Regions from separate parts of the Homo sapiens genome. Here region 2 is linked to region 1. A link is an interaction called in ENCODE POLR2A ChIA-PET data of the cell type or tissue named here. Cell type or tissue: MCF 10A. All regions are shown on one strand. Links, peaks and the distances in the headings refer to the core of each region. The heading gives the core; the rest is flanking DNA.

Evidence for each region. ChIA-PET counts read pairs that join two places held together with the same protein. Peaks named below come from ENCODE experiments on the same cell type or tissue, not always from the same donor. Only the 100,000 strongest peaks of a DNase experiment are listed, where the experiment ranks them.
Region 2: POLR2A ChIA-PET joins it to region 1 with 15 read pairs; 18 of 35 experiments call an interaction of 5 or more read pairs at or near these places.

Annotation. Positions count from the first base shown.
Region 1 is chr1:151,938,588-151,943,971 of GRCh38, forward strand. The region is part of intron 1 of LOC124904421 (a long non-coding RNA gene); the gene reads right to left. Among named protein-coding and RNA genes, the nearest start is that of THEM4, 32 kb to the left of the region's middle. In MCF 10A, for the core only: no CTCF peak of the experiment used is centred there; a DNase peak (open chromatin) is centred at 2,964.
Region 2 is chr1:151,998,700-152,004,083 of GRCh38, forward strand. No RefSeq gene overlaps it. Among named protein-coding and RNA genes, the nearest start is that of S100A10, 7.5 kb to the left of the region's middle. RefSeq lists a silencer at 274-568. In MCF 10A, for the core only: a CTCF peak has its summit at 3,197 (motif pointing left); DNase peaks (open chromatin) are centred at 452 and 3,142.

The DNA of each region.
Region 1 (5,384 bases), core at 226-5,225:
AGCTACTTTGGAGGCTGAGGTGGGAGGATCAATTGAGCCTGGGAGGTTAAGGCTGTAGTGAGCCTTGATTGCACCACTGCACTCCAGTTTGAGCAACACAGCAAGACCCTGTCTCAAAAAAAAAATTAATTTAAAAATAAAAAAGAAAAACAGCACAAATATATTATTATGTTACAGTTCTGTAGATTAGAAGTCCAAACTGGGTTTCACTGGACTAAAATCAAGGTGTCAGCAGGACTATGTTCCTTTCTGGAGGCTCCATGGAAAAACTTGTTTCCTCACCTTTTCTAGCTTTTAGAGACCACCCACATTTCTTGGCTAGTGTCTCCTTCCATCTTCAAAACCAGCAACATTGCATCTCTCTGTGCCATACTTTCATAATCACATCTTCCTCTGGCTCTCACTCTTCTGCCTCTCCTTTCTACTTCTAAGGACTCTTGTGACTACATTGGGCACACCTAGATAATTCCTATTGCAAGGTCATTTGATTAGCAACTTTAATTCTATCTGTAACCTTAGCTCCCTTTTGCCATGTACCCTCATATACTCATAGGTTCTGGGGATTAGGACATGGACATCTTTGCAGGGCAGGGGGCATTATTCTGCCTTCCTCATCGAGTACTAACATAGTTGACATTTTTAACATCATTTTACTAGTTAAAGAATTTAGCTGGCCAGGCCCAGTTGCTTACGGCTGCAATCTCAACACTTTGGGAGGTCAAGGTTGGTGGGTCACTTGAGCCCAGGAGTTTGAGACCAACCTGAGCAACATGGTGAAACATGACTCAACAAAAAATACAAAAATTAGCTGGGTGTAGTGGCATGTGCCTGTAGTCTCAGCTACTCAGGGGCCTGAGGTAGGAAGATCACATGAGCCTGGAAGGTTGAAGCTGCAGTGAGCTGTGACTGTGCCACTGCGCTTCAGCCTGGGCCACAGAGCAAGACTCTGTCTCAAAAAAAGGAATTTACCTGTTTGTACAATCTGGCAATTAATGAATGTCCTATTTATTTATTTATTTATTTGAGATGGAGTCTTGCTGTATCACCCAGGCTGAAGTGCAGTGGCACAGTAATAGCTTACTGCAAACTTGACTTCCTCAGGCTCAAGTGATCCTCTTGCCTCAGCCTCTTGAGTAGTTGGGACTACAGGCCTGTGCCACCATGCCTGGCTAATTTTTTTTATTTTTAGTAGAGATGAAGACTCACTATTTTGCTCAGGCTGGTTTTGAACTTCTGAGCTCAAGCAGTTCTCCCATCTCAGCCTCCCAAAGTACTGGGATTACAGGCTGAGCTGCTGCTCCCAGCCTTGAATTCCCTTTACAACGTGGGCTCTGTAAGTATGTCCTTCCATCATAATGGTCCAACATCCTCTTTTTGTAGCAAACATTTTGTAATGCTCCCTTTGCTCTCCTGAAATGAAGTTCACAGATAATGTAGCATATACTTGCCTAACTTAAAAAACCAAATGGTCATGTAAATGAGAAATAAAAGGGAAGTAATTTATGATAAAATGCTGTTAATTTCAAGAAAGTGATGATGATTGTACCACTTTGTGAATATTATTAAAACCACTGACTTGTATATTTTAAGGGTAAACTTTATGGCATGTAAATTATATCTCAATAAAGTAATAAAGAATATGGCTATTATAACCTAAAAAAAAAATGCTGTTAATTCCAATATGTAATTTCTCAAACATAGCTACTTAGAAGACATAATGATGGAATAAGACTCTTGCAAGTACACACAGAATCACTGTGATTGCAATAACTACAGGTACTGGATGATACAGATTAATTATGCTGGCAAATCAGATTTGTTGTTAGTTATCTAATTTTACAAAATGTGAACAACTCTTGGGAACATTCCAAACAACATGAAGTTTAGTTTTACTTGATTTACATGACAGTTGCATTCCTGGAAAATTTGGTAATATTTATGCTGTACAAAAATGCTTTGTGTTTATATGTAAAATGAAATTAGGCTCCAGGTTCAGATAATCATAAACAGTGTTTTTACTTACATAAAGACTGAGAGGATTTATAAAGTTGTGTAGGACATGGGGGCAGTTTACCATTGCCCTGACCCATGGATTGCAGAACATCTAATATGTAACCCTAACACTACCCAGAAAATGCTGGCAGTGCCTGCCAGTCATTGTGACAACCAAAAAAAATTAAGACTCATTCTAGAAGTGAAATCATCCCGGTTGAGAATCATTGGTCAGTGGGTCAGCATTTTTGAGTTACCTGGGATTTTCATTAGGAGAGATGACAATAATAAAGTTGACATTTGTTGACCACTAGTTATGTGTTATATGCTCTTCTAAACATTTTGTCTGTTTTAACTCATTTAATCCTCACAAAAACCCTATAGTCTAGAGTCTATTATTATTCCCAATTTACTGATGGGGGAATTAAAACTCATTGAGGTTAAGTAACTCATCCATGAAATCAAAGCTAGTAAGTAAAGAAATCAGAATTCAAACCTAGGCAGTTTGGTGCCAGAGCCTGTGTAAGTAACCATTGCACCCCACTCTGTTATGGTAGAAGCTGGGCAGTCCTGAATCAGTTCCCCAAAAATACAGTGATTTAAATAAAATTTATTAGTGTATCCTAAGTGAATCTGACTAAGCCTGTTGCTGGGGAAATCGGTCAAGGTCATTTGACTCCCTTTCTAGCTGCCCTGCCTGTCTCTCTCTCTCTCTCTCTCTCTCACACACACACACGCACACATACACACACAGTCTTTTTCAAGGTCATTTGACTCCCTTTCTAGCTGCCCTGCCTGTTTCTCACTTAAACACACACACACACACACACATACACACACACACACACACGCACACACAGTCTCTCTCTCTCTCTCATAGTATTTCTTCCCCTGTCTGGCTCACTGGAAGAAATGACAATATCATAGCTGCTCCAGGTCTGTGAATGATGACAGTAAGGACTGGTGAAAATGAGTCAGGAGCCATTCATTGGAAAGATTGTGTAAGTGTATGTATTGTATTTTCACCACTAATATAGTAACTTGGTTACAGTTGCTTGGTAACTATACACTGTTCTAAGTAATCCTTAAAAACTGGCTCTGGTGAATGCCCACAGAGATTTTTCCACCTCTTTTTGCAGCCTCTAGTTCTCACTACTGTAACAGGGCAACAAAAATCCCATAGTCCTTATGTCATACCTTTGCCCACACTCCTCCTTTGTGTTTGGCATCCACTCATAGCACTCTTTTGCCAAGTTCTGCAAGTTAGGAATTCGAACCCATGGCATGAAAACACTTCTAATAGCTCTTAAAATTACTATTTTTAGATATTTATGGGCAAAATTTCAACACTGCTGTCCCTTATTAAAGGAGAATAATTAAATAAATTTCATATTTTGAGTGGAAGACACCTGACCACACTGAACTTGGATGTTTTAGTTCCCTACTCTGAGAGGCGGGCTCAGTGGAATCCTAGGACATTAGGGCTGGAGGAAATAGGGAACTCCCTGCTCAGAACAGAGGGCTCCCCCAGGACAAAACCCTGCTGTGTGTTTTCTGTGTGACTTTACGTAAATTAGTTAAGCTCCTCAAGACTCAGTTTTCTTATCTGTAAAGGCAGATAACACTAGTTCCTAACTCATAGTGTTGTAGGTGTGGAGAATGAAATGAGAGGATGGGTGTACAACAACAAGAACATTGGGTACCCAAGGCAAGTGATTGGATGGAACAAGCAGTAAAGATCACGTGTGCTCCAAGGTCACCCAACTTTAAAGGTCTGAAGCAAATGTGCAGGGGGTGCCATCAGTGGCTAGAGTTTATGAATTAGGGGTCTCTACATGCTTGGTCGTCCATGCAGTTCTTATTTATTTATTTTGAGACAGAGTCTCACTCTGTCGCCCAGGCTGGAGTGCAATGGCGCAGTCTCGGATCACTGCAACCTCCACCTCCTGGTTTCAAGTGATTCTCCCGCCTTAGCCTCCTGAGTAGCTGGGACTTCAGGTGCATGCCACCACACCCGGCTAATTTTTGTATTTTTAATAGAGATGGGGTTTCACTGTGTTGGCCAGGCTGGTCTCAAACTCCTAACTTCGTGATTCTCCCGCCTCGGCCTCCCAAAGTGCTGGGATTACAAGCGCAAGCCACTGCGCCCGGCCCATGTAGTTCTTTAAAAACATTTTAGTAATTTGCCTACCTTAAATTCAGGAGATTTCTTATAACAACCTGAATTTTTGGCTTCTCTTGAAACTGTGGGAAGGTCTAAAAATCCTCTGCCCTCTTTCCTATATGGCCACAATAGATAGGAACTGGGTAGGGATTACCTCCAAGGGCATTCTCTCTTTAAGTACTTGTGATCAGCAGCTCAAAGGCATTTGAACTGACTGGTGCCTGGCACACAGAACATCTTACCCAATAACTGCACATAGCAATGATAAGAGCCAGCAGGGGTCAAGTCCTTCTCATGTGGAGGAGATAGAAAAGCAAGAACCCAATACTGAGCATTACTAACCACATCATCTAAGAACTCCTGTAACTGAAGTAGAGCATCAGTAATCTTAGCCATTCACCGGAAACATTTAGGCCCATTCATCAGAAATGTTTCAAGCTAGTGAACAAGAATGTGTTTTCATGCCTGTCATATCAGGGCATTCAGTTACATACTCAAAAGGAAGTCCTTGAATCAGGAAGATGGCTCTGGTCAAACAACGTTTCTATGGTTTGTCTTTTCCTTTTTCTAATACATCTAGAAAAGTCTAATTTTAAAATACTCCAAGGATGCCTCGTTGATCTTATTTGGGGAAGGGAAGAATAGGAATGTTTGAAATTCTCAAAATAATCTTAAAACATAATTAAGGTAAATATTTGATTTAACTAAACACTCTGTCATTTAGTAGGGAATGAGCAAAGTGGCAAGAACCAAGTAGCAATTTGGGGGACTTCAGCCCCTTACTCCCACAAAGACACCCCACTCCCCAATAAATATTCATTCCAAGTAAAATAGTGGTTTTTTTGCCATTGCAAATGAGGGGCAAGACAAGTGCCCAAGTGCCACATCTCTTCCCAGACTATTACCCTACGTCCTTCCTTTTTAGAAATTTCCAAGGGACAATGAGGAGGTTGATGGCTGCCTATACCCCTCTCTCTGAAGGGAGTTGTGAATTAAATCAACAGGAATTAGGTCTCATTCCACAGAATCATTCATCCCTGCACTAGTGAATTTATTGCAAATAATGTGGCTTTATGGTTTGTTTTGCTGAAGTCCATCTGACTCCCTGTTTTGAACATGATACAGGTGCTTGGTTGGAACTGTGATCAGAATTTCTTTTTTATTTTTATTTTCTAAATTTTTATAGAGGTGGGGTTTTGCTATGTTGGCCAGGCTGGTCTTGAACTCC
Region 2 (5,384 bases), core at 176-5,175, 60 kb after region 1:
CCTGACAGGACTCCAAGGCTCTAAGGATGGAAGAGTCATAATTGGAAAGAGCCTGGGTACCTGAATCACTGTATGGAGGAAAATCACTTGCTGAGCAGGAACATCCTCATTGGACTAGCTATGTGGGTGAGAAAGAACCTTGGAATTTGAATGTTTATTTGCTACAGCATAACCTTAACAAAGTGCTGGTATTGAGTGCTAGTATTTTTGGCTGCACATTTGAAAGGATTAATTTGCATGTGTAGTAATTACACTATTATACTGATGACACCTCAGCATAGTGTCATTGTTTGAGCAGAACTACTTACTGCCCTGGTCACTCTTTTAGATACTTATGAAGCAAAGTTCACACAGGTCTTAGCAAATGCATAGTGTCATTGTTTCTTGATGTGTATCAAGCTGTGCCCTGTACCACATGGAAACCTGTGAAAACCCAGCTCAACATTCTGTCTGCCCAGACACCATGTCAACAGCATGAATCATAGTTGTATAAACTTTACCTACCAATTGCAATACCTTGGGAAGGAGTCTTAGCACTTCTTCCTGCCTCCTCAGTTGAGAATCACTGATTTACAGTGATCTGGTCAAGACTTTTTGCTGGCAATCCAAAAAGGAAGACAAACCAACCAACCCAGGTATGGCTGTATTAGTAGCCCCTAAATAGGGAAATCCTATAATTTGTTAAACATTTCCCATATTTTTTTGAACATTTCGGTTGTTTCTAATTTTTTACTGTCAAAGCTAACTATATATCAGAGACTACTTTTGAATAAATATATCTGCCCTCATGTTTGTTTCCTTATGATATGTTTCTATCAGGACCTATCTTTTTTCACTTATTTATGTGGATTTTAAGGGACAAGTAGGAATAAGCCCCATTGTGTGGGGGCAGACAGGAGGGAAAGGCATGTGCCTGATGGAGTTGTGAGGTACTATGTCTGTGCCAGGAACTACCTGCTGTTCTGCATGAGGAGAGTGCAGCGTCCTTTAGAGTCTTGGATGGGGATGAGTCTTGAGAGAAGGTGTCTTTCCTGGGGTGCCTGAGATATTCTGCTAAGGAGTTTCCTAAGGTAATAAGAGCCGCTAAAGAATGTGAAAAAGGGCATTATTAGCTGCATGGCTCTGGGCAATTCATTTCACCACTATGAACCTGGGTCTCCACCTATCTTCTGGGATGATGGAAAAGACTGAACCATCTAATGAACTTGAAGCCATCCAGCTCAGCAAGCAGCAGGTTCTGGAAGGCAGATCCCCACCTCCTCTGTGTGATCTCCCACTCTGTGGAGGGGCAGTTGTCAGGAAGCCAAACAGGGCTCTTCTGTCACCCAGGGTTTTTAGTGTGTGTGATTCGTGAATGCCTTTCAGCAGACTTCTGTCTAGGGTACTGGGAGGACTCCACCAAGGCTGTGCTTGCTGTGCTAACATATCTCTTGGAGCTGCAGAAGCTGAAGAAGTGTAGCTTTTTAAATTTGTTTTTAAAAATAGGATAGCTGTTAGATTGGGGTCGAAAACCACCTGTCTTCTCCTACAGGTGAGCTGCAAATTCTAACAATTATAATCTATCAAATATTTACTGTGTACCTACTAATTCCTGGCATGTTATGGGTCCTGGAGATATGTCAATGACTAAGACAAATTTCTGCACTCACAGGCCTTACATTATAGTGGGAAATGATGCAGGCAACCCCCAAAGTGGAGCTTAGCCCACTGGGTTCTTGGCTTTGCCTAGGAAATTCAAGGGCAAGCCAGAGGTAGAAGAAAACAGCTTTAGTGAAGAGGCAGTGTTATAGCTCCATGAGTACTCCTACAGAGCAGGGCTACCCAGTAGGCACAGAGCAGCAGCTCAGGGCAGTTTTGCAGTTGTATTTATATAACCCACTTTTAATTGCATGCAGATTAAGGGGTGGTTTAATGCAGAAATTTCTAGGGAAGGGGTAGTAGATTTTGGGTCATTGGGGCATTGCCATGGAAAGGGGTAGTAACTGCCCAGATATTGCCATGGCAATGGTAAATTGACATGGCACACTAATGGGCATGTCTGATTGAAAGCTGCTTTTGCCCAAGCCCTGTTTTAGCTAGTCCTCAATCTGATCTGGTGTCTGAGCTCCGCCTCTGGCATCAAGTCCCACCTCCTACCTCAGGAAGGCAAATAAAATAGAAATAGAGGGGAAAATGAAACTAATACAAAAATTTGGTAAGTTTATAATGAGTGCCATCATGGGAAATCAAGAGTCTGAGTGAGAGAATTGAAGGGACCCATTTTAGGTAGGAAATCAGGAAAGACTTCTCTGAGAAGGGGATACTTAAATCCAGCCTTAGAGGAGGAAGAGAAACTAGGATTGCAAATAAAGGAGGGGTGGGAGGAAGTGTCCTAAGGGGAGGAAAAAGCCCATGAAAAGGCCCAGAGATGAGGAGAAGCTGGGTCTGTTAGAGGAATTGAAAAACCACTAGTGTGTCTGAAGCAAGGCAAGTGTGACATGGGATGAGGCCGAGAGGGAGTACAGCTGAGCTACAGGGATCTGGTCAACCCTTTTTGTTGGTAATGGAAAAAATAAAACAATTATGTAATATAGTGGTTGTAAGTGCAGACTCTGGAGTTTCAGACAGGCTTGGGAGGAAATCACGTTTTCTCTGCCCCTCATTAGCTGTGTGATCTTGGACATGTCCTTTTCCAAGGAGAAGACAACTTACTCTTCACCTTCAGTGAAGTGATCAGGCAGAACGGAATGCTAGCTTGTCTGAATCCCAGTGTTTGGCACTCGGGGAGAACTCTGCAAGACATGACCTGCCTATCATGGACTGTGGTCTGCCAGACTGATAGGGTGCATTTCTCCTCTCTTCATTAAAACTTGAGAGCAAGTGGTGTTCCAGGCAAACATTTGGATGCTGTGTCAAAGGGAAACAGTTACTGAAGCCACAGATACTCTTTGTTCATTGATGATACTGGAATGTGGCTGGGGAGAGCTCAGACCCACAGAAATTGGACTCTGTGGGGCCCCAGTGACTCAAACCCCTTGTGAAATGCTGGCTGCTTGGTATGAACTGACGCCTCAACAATGTTAGCAGCAGCTAGCTCTGGGGTTTCTGGGCAGTCCTATTGGCTGAAAGCTGGGGAGGCTGCCATAAGGCTTTCTGGAAATATTTAAAATGGACAATTTACTGGGAAAGGGTGTGTTCTTGCTTTGTAGCTAATGCTGTGGGACCCTCTGGTGGCCACAGTGGGAATAGCTTGACAGTGGGGTTTACTTTCTCTTGAGTGGCCCAGGCAGGAAATCCTTGGCTGGAAACCAGAGGATTGAATATGGGGCTGGAAAGATTACCTAGTTGGCTTGAGATGGAGGCTGTGATTTAGGTTGACATCCTACCCCATTTTCTCTTGCTTTTGGCAGCATTTCTCTGGGCTTGAGCAGTGAGAAAAGTAATGCTCTGTGTACAAGACGCCAAAAAAAAATATATATATATATATATATATAGGTGAAAATAGGTTGTTAAGTTGAACTAGTGTCTGGTACCATATGGACCAAAACCTCAGTTTGAGCATAGGATTCCACCAGTTTTATTGGTTGACTTTTAAGTGAATTCATTCTAACAGCTTTGAGCACAGATATTCTGAAAGCTAAAGTGCTTAGCTGTTGGAGGATGTACTGGCTGGTAATTAGTGGGGCATCTGTGAGGTCTTGTATCATGTGACCAATGTATGGTCATATGACCAACATATGGCCATTTGATAGAAGAACACAAATGGGCTGGACACGGCTCATGCCTGTAATCTCAGCACTTTGGGAGGCCGAGGCAGGCAGATCACCTGAGGTCAGGAGTTCAAGACCAGCCTGACCAACATAGTGAAACCCTGTGTCTACTAAAAATACAAAATTAGCTTGGTGTGGTGGTGCATGCCTGTAATCCCAGTTACTTGAGAGGCTGAGGCAGGAGAATCACTTGAACCCAGGAGGCGGAGGTTGCAGTGAGCCGAGATCGCACCACTGCACTCCAGCCTGGAGACAGAGCGAGACTCTGCCAAAAACAAACAAACAAACAAACAAACAAAACAAAAAAACCCCCACAAACATACTCCAAGTCTTCTTGTTAAAAATTAACACAATAATTTTATATTCTATGAAGTTCTGTCTCATATGTTATCTTATTTGTTTCTTATGATCACTCCAAGAAATATTTTAGGTCGATTAGTGCTATGATTATAGTAATAATTATTGTGGTTTATGTATATTATCTGTAAATCTAACAAAAGCCCTGTAAAATAGATAGCCAGTCTGTTTTCAGATGTGGAAAGGAAGCTCAGAGAGGCTACATAACTTCCCTAAGGGCATTGATATAGTCCTATTGGAACCCAGATAAGCTTAGTCTCAAAGCCTCCCCTCTTGTCACCACCCGACTCTGCCTTACTCTTGGTAGAACCACAGCGATGACAGCTGCTTGGGAACATAACCACAATCTGGGCAGGAACATGAGAAGTGTTCACAACCAGCACTGAGGTGAGGTAGCATGTGTGGGCAGTGCTGCACGGGGGACTTCAGAACAGCAGGCTCCCTCTTGGCTGGACTCTTAAGAATAACTTCATGGGTGACATAGGATTTGAAGTGAGATTTGTAGGTTGGGTCAGATTTGATAGGCTTGATTGAGCATATGGGACAGGGGCTGAGAGAAGAGTAGTCCTGGGGGAGGAGTAACACGAGGGAAGATGCCAAGGGGAGTATGCACAGGACACACTGGAGGAACAGCAAGAGTGGCTAGAAAGAGGGATTGGGTGAGGGATGAGGGCTAGATTATTGATGCTTTTGAATTCCAGGCTAAAAAATTGACCACTCTGCAATGAAACCTAAGCTTTTTTTTTCTGGCTTCTGATTCTCTCTCAAAATTTACCAGTCTCTGGAGCCGCTTGTGTCTTTAAGCAGAGATCATCCTATAGCCCTCAGCTCTTCCCAGCCTCCTTCTCCTTTGATCACTGTGTTGGTAGACACAGTGAAATCATAGAGGGAGGGACCACGGCCAGCTGTGGAGGAGAGAGCAGCTGTGATGTGAGAATGGGGTGAAGCTGGGAGAAAATGAGGGCCAGGAGATGAGGGAGGCCCACCCTGGAATGATGGTGGCAAGGGTGGATGAGAAGGTACAGATTTGAGAGAAAGAACAGGAAGAATCTGCAGGCTACTGCTACTGAGCTCTTGGCCATAGGGAGAGGAAGGAGCAGAACTGCCAGAAGTTTTCAGACCTGGACACCTTGTGCTCTGGTGCCTGCCAAATGCAGGGAGGAGCACTGGTTTGGGAAGGAAGGTGCAGACTAAGCTGCTAAGCTGCTGGTGGGGTTTCTTAGGTGAAAACAACCTGCTTTGTGATTAGTCTTAAGTTGTTTGCCCCACCCCTGACGT